Regions from separate parts of the Mus musculus genome. Here region 2 is linked to region 1. The links are chromatin loops, found by intact Hi-C in ENCODE. Cell type or tissue: heart. All regions are shown on one strand. Each heading gives the region's core, and the rest is flanking DNA. Links, peaks and the distances in the headings are about the cores only.

Region 1 (4,392 bases), core at 166-4,165:
CCCCTTATCTCTTCTAAATCTAGATAGGCTCAACAACTGTTAGGGGCAGATGAATGGAAGGATAAGAGATGTTCACACCAATTCCTGGAGTAGGGAGGGAGAGGAACCAGGAGAAGGGGAAGAAAGGGGGAGGGGAGGAGGGCGAGGGGAAGCACAGAGCAGCGGACCTTAGAAGAATCGCTCAAGGTCACACCGCGGGATGGAGCTGAAAGCCGAATTCAAATCCAAGCCCGGGACTGCAGGACTGAAAGTTCTAGATAGAGCCACACAAACGTGCTCTCTTCTCTCTTCTTGACTCAGCAGCTCTCGCTTGGCCACGGGGCGGTGGGAATCACACTTCCTGGGCCTTTCTAGCCGGGAGTTTGGGGTCCCTTGTTTTTCCTGGACTTATTTGCCGCACTCCGGGCTTTGGCTTCCTCCTCCCTGCTTCCCAGAGCAGAATCCGGAGCCACCTATTCTCTCCAAGTTTGTCTCGCAGCCAGGCTGGGAACCGTGCGCGAGCGACTCCCGGACCCGGCAATCAGTCTTCCCTGCCCCAGCGTCGGAGACGAACAATCACCACCAGCGGCTGCTGAGTGCTAGACGCTTTACTCCCACAGCTCCAAAAGCCACAGACGAGCAGACCCCCAGAAATTAGTCCTCGCCACTCAGATGAGGCAGCTCTGCGAAATTGGATGATGTGCTTGGACTCACAAGGCTAATAACGCTAGTTAGTATCTAAGTGCTTTCTGAATGCCAGACGCGGGTCTCCGCACCACCCCAGCAGTTCCTCCAACACTCTAGTAAAAAAGGGCACACTATCACCCCCATCTTATGGATGAGGAAACCGTGGTTGTGGCACCTGGCCCAAGGTCACCCCAGAGAGTGACGGATATACGACCGGAACATAGTCGGTTGAGTCTGGGTTCAATTTGTGTGTGTTGTCTCCACTACAGGGAGAGCAGCGGTTTCAAACCTACAGTACCAGAGGCTGACCTCAACGCAACGCCCGAGGCTGGGCGCAAACCAACCAGTTCGGAATGCCATAATTCACAGAGACATTCCCACGGACCGGAACCAGAGAGTCCCCCAAGAGCACCGAGTGTGACCGGTACTGGCGGACGATCACCCCTTAGCAGGAGCTGGAGAACACTTACCATAAAAGAGAGGGCGAGCGCCTGCCTGGGAGGAATCCCCAGCGCTGGCAGGTCCGGGACTCCCGGGAGAGAGGTCTGCTGCCACTGCCGCCCACGCAGGGGCGCCCGAGCGACCCCGCGGATGCTGGCTGCTGCTTCTCAACCAGCGGCGCGTCCTCTCGACTTGTATCCGGCGGCAGCGCCCTCTCGCTCCGCAGGGTGCCCTGGAGTTAGGGACGTTCTTGGAGAAGTTGACGCTCGGGAGAGGCCGCCGAGGTCCGGTCCCGAGTAGTGAAGTGCCCCACTGCGCTGATCTCAGCGAGATGCGGAAGCCCTTGCCCTGATGGCCCTAAAGCTTGGCGCCTGACCTGGAGAGCGACGAGTCCCGCGCTCAGGGCACACGGGCCGCACCTCGGCCGCCCGTCCCCGGAGCACCGGGTTTCTTCCCTAGAGCACTGAGCACACGCCGCGAGGGCTGCAGTGGTGGCCAGGGCCCGGGCAGCTGTGCGCTCATTGCCTTCCCCAGGGGCTGAGCGCCTTTGTGCGCCGGGCGCGCCGACCGCCAGGGCCAGCTCTGGATGCTGCAGCCGCCGCCTCCCCCTCCTCCTCCACGGCCGCTCGCTCCCCGCCTTCCCGGCCGGCCCGGAGGCTGCAGCTGAAAGCCGATCCGGCTGAGCTCATCCCTGAAGGCCACTAATCCAATAGCCGCGGAAGGCGCGGCCGCCGGGAACGCCCCTTCCCCCACCATCCCGCGCCCCGGCCGTCCCAGCTCGGGCCGCTGCCGGCTCTGCCACCTTCTGGAGGCCACCAGCTGGCGGGAAAGGGAAGTGGAACCCTCGCCCGCGCCCCTGGGCCGAAGTGGCGCGGACGCCATTCACTCATCTGCGGACTGGCTAGCCTAGACACTCGCTCACACACGCGCTCATTCATGCGCATGGGTCCTCCCCCATTCATTCAAGCGTGCCTAGAGAGCCACGGTGGGTGTCCCTAGGGGCGGGGATGAAGAGAGGAGACATCACGGTCGCCAGATAGCTTTGGAGCCTGTATTGAAGGCCTGCGGGAAACAACGACTGGGAAAGAGAATGCTTTAATATACCCCCTTGCCTTAGGCACACACATGTCCACACTTTATTTCTGAGGCCAGACTCCAACTCATCTTTCAGAATCCAATTTCACGCAGCACCTGCTCCATGGTGCTTTTCCCCTGACCACCTGAGGCCCGAGAGAAGGATCATCGATCAGAGGGCTACCGAGAGCGCTGAAGGATGGCGGCTCCCTCGGTAACCAGAGCGCAGAGATAAGAGGGCGTGGCCAGAGCGAGGGATGCTCTGTACCTCCAAGTTGGCTTCCTTCCAGGCCAGGGCATCCTGCTTTCCATGCCAGAGTTGACATTAGGTCCATTCCATAGTCTTAACTGACCTCACCCCTCAGAAAGTGTCCTTTTTTTTCCCCCCATGTACACAGAAGATAAGCACCTGTAATTCAGCCCTGTGAGGGAAATGTGTTGACCAAGGCTCCAGGGTACCTCTCCCAGACTGGGGAGGGCAATTTGAGAATGTTTCCTTGTGGAAGTGTCTGCATGAATGAGCTGCTAGATGCAGAGACATCATAGTCTCATGGTAGGTACCTGTAACAGCCTGTGGTATGACTGGAGCCAAAACAGGAGGTAAGATGAAACGAGAGTAGGTACTTAGGGTCTTGGAGAGCATCCAAAGGGCTTGGCTTTTCCCCAAGATCAGTTTGGCAGGCCTCTTGACCTTCACAGATTTGCTGTCCAGAAAGATAATCCAGTGGCAGGATGGATAGATGGATGAATAGCACTGGCCAGCTTGGAAGCTGCTTCAGAGATCCAGGCAGTCAATGATGCTTTGTCGATTAGGACAGCTCAGTGGTGTGGCAGAGGGGTATTCTGAGCAAGTATTTGTGGCGCTCTTGGTTTTATTTGGGCTGCTTCATCTATATCTGCATGTCTGTCTCTCCGTACCTGTGTGTCTCTGCTCTTGGGACTGCACAGAAGAGCTGCTGAAGGGAATGTGACCCATGCACACATTTCCTTGTCCCCCCGAGTCCCCTCCCTCCCCAGGACATTTCTGGAGTACGTGCTCTGACCACGGCTGTGGTGCTAACAGAGCTGGACATCGTGAAATGAGAACCGAGGAAAACTCAGCAAACAGGAACTTAAGCAAGACTTTTCAAGGACTGGAGAGATGACTCAGACGGTTAAACCAGGCAGTGGGTGGTGCACGCCTTTAACCCCAGCATTCACTAGGCAGAGGCAGTCAGATCTTTTAGTTCAAGGCCAGCCTAGTCTACAGAATGAGTTCCAGGACAGCTATGGCTACCTAGAGAAACCCTGTGTCAAACAAACAAACAAACAAACAAACAAACAAACAAACAAAGTACTTGCTGCTCTTGCAGAGGACCAGGGTTCAGTTCCCAGCACTCACATGGTGGGTCACAGCTGTCCAGAATATCAGTTCCAGGGCATCAGATGCCTTCCTCTGACTTCCATCAGCACCAGGCATGTAAATAACACACATACATTCACACAGGCAAAGTACTCATACACTTAAAATAAACCCTGAAAAAAAAATACCATCCCCGGCTGATGGTTTTTCTACCTGGACCCCAATACAACTGCCAACACTCATTTCTTCCTTCTTTCTGGAAGACTTCACAATAGCTCTAGAACAAGGTGAGGAAGGGTCAAGGGTCACATTTTGAGAAACTGCTCCCCCAAATACATACCTGTGTGCCAGATAAGTTCTCTACACAAGCCTTTGTGACTTGCCTTGGGTATCAAGAAATGGGCACAATGGCACCCCCAAATATCACTAAAGTTCCCCCAAATCTTCCACCCCCTGAATAGCATAGGTATGGTGTGTCCCCAAGTTTGAAATGTGAACAAGTATCTGTTCATTCCACATAGGGTATCTATGGTGGAAATAATTCCACCCAAGCCTATTTTGGTGATCCATTAGTGTTACTTATAGAAGCACGGGAGGCACAGAGATATCACTAAAAAGCCCATCCCGGGATGGAGAGCAAGTGGAGCTCTGTGCACAGCTAGCGATCAGAAGAGCCTGCATGCTCCAGCTTTTACAAGCTCGAGAAGGAGCCTTGTGAATCTTGTAACTTTCATGAGCTTTCCGAGCCTTCTAAGTTTTATTAGCTTCCTGAGTTTTAGTTTAAAAAAAAAGAAGAAAAAGAAAAAGTCTTAGTAAACCTCTCTGAGAGAATGTTTCAATTCAGAGGAAACAACCGCACAAGAAGAAGG
Region 2 (4,392 bases), core at 108-4,107, 140 kb after region 1:
TTTTAAAAAGTCCAATAATTTCCTGAGTGATGGGACCATTAAAGGCAACAGAAATCTGTGTTCTTTTATGCCCCTTTCAACCACCCCTGAGTATGTTTGAGGTAACTTTTGGAAAGCCTCCACATACGGTTTGCTTATCTAACTAACCTTGCCATCTTGGGAGTGGTACTTTCAGCCCCACCCTCTCTGTCTGGGGAGGGCAAAGAACCCAGAATCTGAAGGAATTAGCAGTGGACAATGATTTGACTGGCTGAAGAGGGCATGTGTCGCCTATTGTTCCCATAACTTACTCTTATCCTCTCCAGGCTTTCTGACACTCTTGATCATACAAAGGCAAGCATAAGTAAGGTGGTTCCCAGTGTTTACTCGACATTCTAATCAAGCTTGAGGAAAGGGCACCATAGCCTTGGCTGGTCGGTTGGGGTTGAGGGAAGCCCGAGCTTTTGATTGACATCTAAGGTAGGACTGAATCCTATATGTATGGGGTTCTGACGCACACTCTATGTAAATAAGCAGTGTCAGAATTGGATTGTGTGTACAAGACTAACTTGGTGTCTACAGGCGAAGTGGAATTTATTGTGGGGAGAAATCTGCATACCTATATCAGAGGTGCTCTGTGTGAGAGTAGAGAAAGCAGAACATGCATGCCTACATGCACACGCACACACATGCACATGAACACATGCACATGAAAGTGAAGGGCTGACATTCGTCTTGGCAGGCAGCCGAGAAAGAGGATCTATGATAGAGGATGGGAGTGGAGGCTGGTTGTCCAATTAGGAGGCTTTGTGTGAAAGAAAGGTTGGGATGGAAAGACAGTGCAATTGACCAAGTAAGTCATGATGTCAAAGTTGGGAGAAGTAGAGAGTAAAAGCTATAGACACACACATAAAACAACTGAATGATTCACACCCTTCAGGTCCACCATTTTTTTCCTCCACCATTTTGAAATGTACAATTTAGTGGATTTTTTTTTCAGGTTTTATATCATCACCACTGATTCCAGAACATCCTCACCACCTTAAGAAGAAACCACACCCATTGCTAGCCACGCCCTCTCCTTTCCTCCCAAATGACAACCAAGTTTGCTTTCCATTTCTTTGGCCTGCCTATTTGGGGTTTCTGGGACCATACTTGATGTAGCCTTTTGTGCACAGTGGATTTTTTTTGAAACTGAATTAGCGTTTTCCACTTCATTCTCTTTATGATATTTCATTGTATGAATATATCACATTTTGTTTGCAGTTCTCAATCCAGCTTATATTTTTTGGCTATTATGAATTATGATGTTATAAACATTCATGTCCAATCTCTTGAATAGACATAAATTATCGAATTCTTTAAGGGCATATATCTAAAAGAATTGTTGGGTTACATGGGTAGTCTTCATGTAACCTTTAAAATTATTTACTTTTTAATTGAAAATAGACTTCTTTCATACAATATATTCAGATCATGGTTTCCCCTCCCCCATCTCCTCCCAGATCCTTCTCACCTTCCCACACACGCAACTTCCTGTTTTCCTTTTCTCTCTCTTTAGAAAACAAACCGGCATACAGAGCAACAAATAGACCTGAATGCACAGAACAAAGAAAGATAAAGACCAAGTAACATAACAGCAGACCCATTAGAATAACACCTGGTTTCTTGATGGAGGCTCTAAAAGCCAGAAGGGCCTGGAGAGATGTTCAGTGATGTCTCGTTGGGAGTCTGAAGTTGGTCAACACAGGAATATTCGCATTACAGAAATCGATGCAGAGTTACACAGAGCTCCGCTTCTTGGAGTTCTAGTTGCTAACCTTAGCACACAGCCCACTGTACGGCCGCCACTCTATGGCCACCAGCTGTTCACGAGACATTCCACTTTGTTCTCTCTATGCTCTGTACTCGGCTTTTCTTCCAGGAATTTAATTTGTTGCCTAAAGAGATCACATCTGGACAGGTTCTTTTAAGAGACCCATTTGACAGAAAAAGGTGACTGTGGCAGATCATACAGAGCACCTCACATTTATTCGTAAGCCTTCCTGAAATAAACAGATTCCTGCCTGTCTTGAGTTGTACTGCTGAGCGATACCAAGCTATTGCTATTGGGTTTTTGGTGTAAAATCCTCAGGTGTCCTGTTTCAAAATGTAGCCCATGTCTTCTATGGCTTCTTCAGGGCACACACATTCCCATCCCAATCGTACATTGTAGAAGGCTTACATTCAGATATGCAAACAAAATCCCTTTAATGGTTAGTCCCTGGAAGCTCTTCACCGAAACTACCAGCAAATTAAAATAAAACAAATCTATGAGTTTTGATTTTTATTTTACAGGTCTGCCCTCTGGTGGTGAATTTGAAGAAACACAGGTAGATCCCTACTTGTCACATTCTGGAAAAGAAAACTTCACACATCCATTGCCTGGGTCCAGTCTAGAAATGTAGAAAAAGGAAGATGGTGGTGTGTAAGAAAAATGGGGAATTGTGGAGATTTTCTGAAAATCTCATTGCCCTAGCTAACAGAGAGCTACTCAACGGAGAGTCAAAGACTACCTCGTCACTGTACATCTAGAGCAGAGGTCACTGTTGGGTGGACCCTGGACAGATATCTTCTATTTGGCCTTCATAGCATCCACCTGGTATTTCAAAACAGTTATTAGCTATGGACATATGGAGGTGGTAGAATGTTGGTCCAGCAAGAGCAAAGTTCTGGGTTCAGTACTCAGTACAAAAAAACCAATTGGAGTTGATTACATGTGTGGAAACTCTTCCCAGTTATGTTTTTTGTAAACATCGGAATATTTGGCAGCCTCAGGTTCACACTCCTGTTTGGCAGCAATCTGGTGATACTAACAACGGCTGTTTATAGAACTTCTTAAAATGGCAAGTGATGTTTAAGAACGGATTATCTTGATTTTCCTGGGAAAAGCAAGAATTATCTCTATGGAGTTTCTAACAGACGTAGCTGGGCTTTATTATGCTTTAGTGACAACTTCTGCCCATGTGAGTGCAAGCCCCAAAATCTCAAAACAAGCCCAGATAAAGCTCAGCCATGAAGAGCAATACAAGGTGCTGTGTGCACCTCAACTCCCAGCTGCTTGGGAGGCTCAGGCAGGATGAACACTTGAGTCCACGAGTTCGAGACTAGATCACACACCTTATTGATAAGAAAAAGAATTCAGTAAGAAACTTGACACTGTTTTCTTCTGCTGGGCCACGGGGGACATCCTGGAGCCTGTGGGTCAAGGCTGTCATCACTGAGGAAGGACAGAGCAGCCCAGGCAGGGAGACAGACAGTACATGGCAGGGGTGAGGGTCAAATATGGTAATTATTTAGTGAAGTCGGGAGGAGGGAGGCAAAGAAAAGAAGTCTTGAGGCCTCATCATGGGGACCATTTTCTCAGCTTTTGTGCCTTGTCATGCTTTCTCCTGGGACAGCAGGGAGCCACCTAGAATTATTGAGAAACAAGGGCTTTGGTAGCTCACTTTGGTAGCTCATTCCTGAAAACAGATTCTTGGTCAACTTTAAGTACTAGTCACTTATGCTCCTAAGGGTCCAGACATTGCTGCCCTTTGAAACCATTTAAATTATCCAATATTTACATCAAGACACGGGAGGCATAAACTGAGGCCAAACTCAGCTAGCTCCACGAGATAACACTATTTTCTTAACTATATACAAAATAACTATTTATAAGTCTGGTCTTCCAAACTGCTAGCTCTGTAGAAATAAATCTCTTCCTATCTGTGTCACTGGATTGAGGTAGACTATACCTTTCTCTTGAGCTCTCCAAACCCAAGAAGTCTCCTTAGCTCTCTTTCCTAGAATACTGTGTTACCTGTATCCTGTCAGCTGCTTCTCTATTGTTCCTGCAAGCCCAATGAGAAAATCCGTATCTCTTAACCAGAGCTGCTCCCATGAAGGCTTTTCTGATGCAGGGGGGGGGGGGAGGGAAGGAGTGAGGGGGAGGGTGAAGGGAAGGGGGAGGAGGAGAGGGGAGGGGAGCGAGAGATATATCTTGCAAAGGTCCAATTGCTTATGAAAGAAGTCTCTATTCCAGTTGAGTCCCCCAGCCCTGTACCACTGAGAGCAAACCACAATCTGATTTTACTTCTATAATTCTCTGGCTAACTAATTGATTCTAATTATTTGTTTAGATGGGTTTTCTATGTTGTCAATCACATTATCTGAGAAAATTAATTTCTTTTCCTCTCCAGTCCTCACGCATGTTTTCTTTTTTTGACTTGTGGAACCAGGGTCCCTGAATTAACAGCCCTGAGAAGTGGCAAGAGGAGAGCATTTTTGTTTTAGTCCTGATTGAAAACAATGTTTTGGTTTCATTATAAACTGTAACGTTTACTCTAGACCTTGATAGGCATATCTTATCAGGTTAAATAAATTCCCTTCCAT

Evidence for each region. Peaks named below come from ENCODE experiments on the same cell type or tissue, not always from the same donor. Only the 100,000 strongest peaks of a DNase experiment are listed, where the experiment ranks them.
Region 2: a loop joins it to region 1, with 4 times the contacts of the local background. A loop is called at or near these places in 1 of 42 quality-filtered maps.

Annotation. Positions count from the first base shown.
Region 1 is chr9:97,017,058-97,021,449 of GRCm38, forward strand. It overlaps Spsb4 (splA/ryanodine receptor domain and SOCS box containing 4), which reads right to left and starts at 1,298. Exons shown (of 3, transcript NM_145134.3): 1 at 1,137-1,298. It overlaps Gm16010 (a long non-coding RNA gene), which reads left to right. Exons shown (of 3, transcript XR_871043.3): 2 at 1-709; 3 at 936-4,392. In heart, for the core only: CTCF peaks have their summits at 1,244 and 1,923 (motif pointing left); DNase peaks (open chromatin) are centred at 1,294 and 1,794; H3K4me3 peaks cover 2,460 bases; H3K27ac peaks cover 2,337 bases.
Region 2 is chr9:97,160,368-97,164,759 of GRCm38, forward strand. No RefSeq gene overlaps it. Among named protein-coding and RNA genes, the nearest start is that of Slc25a36, 52 kb to the left of the region's middle. In heart, for the core only: a CTCF peak has its summit at 2,334 (motif pointing left); no DNase peak of the experiment used is centred there.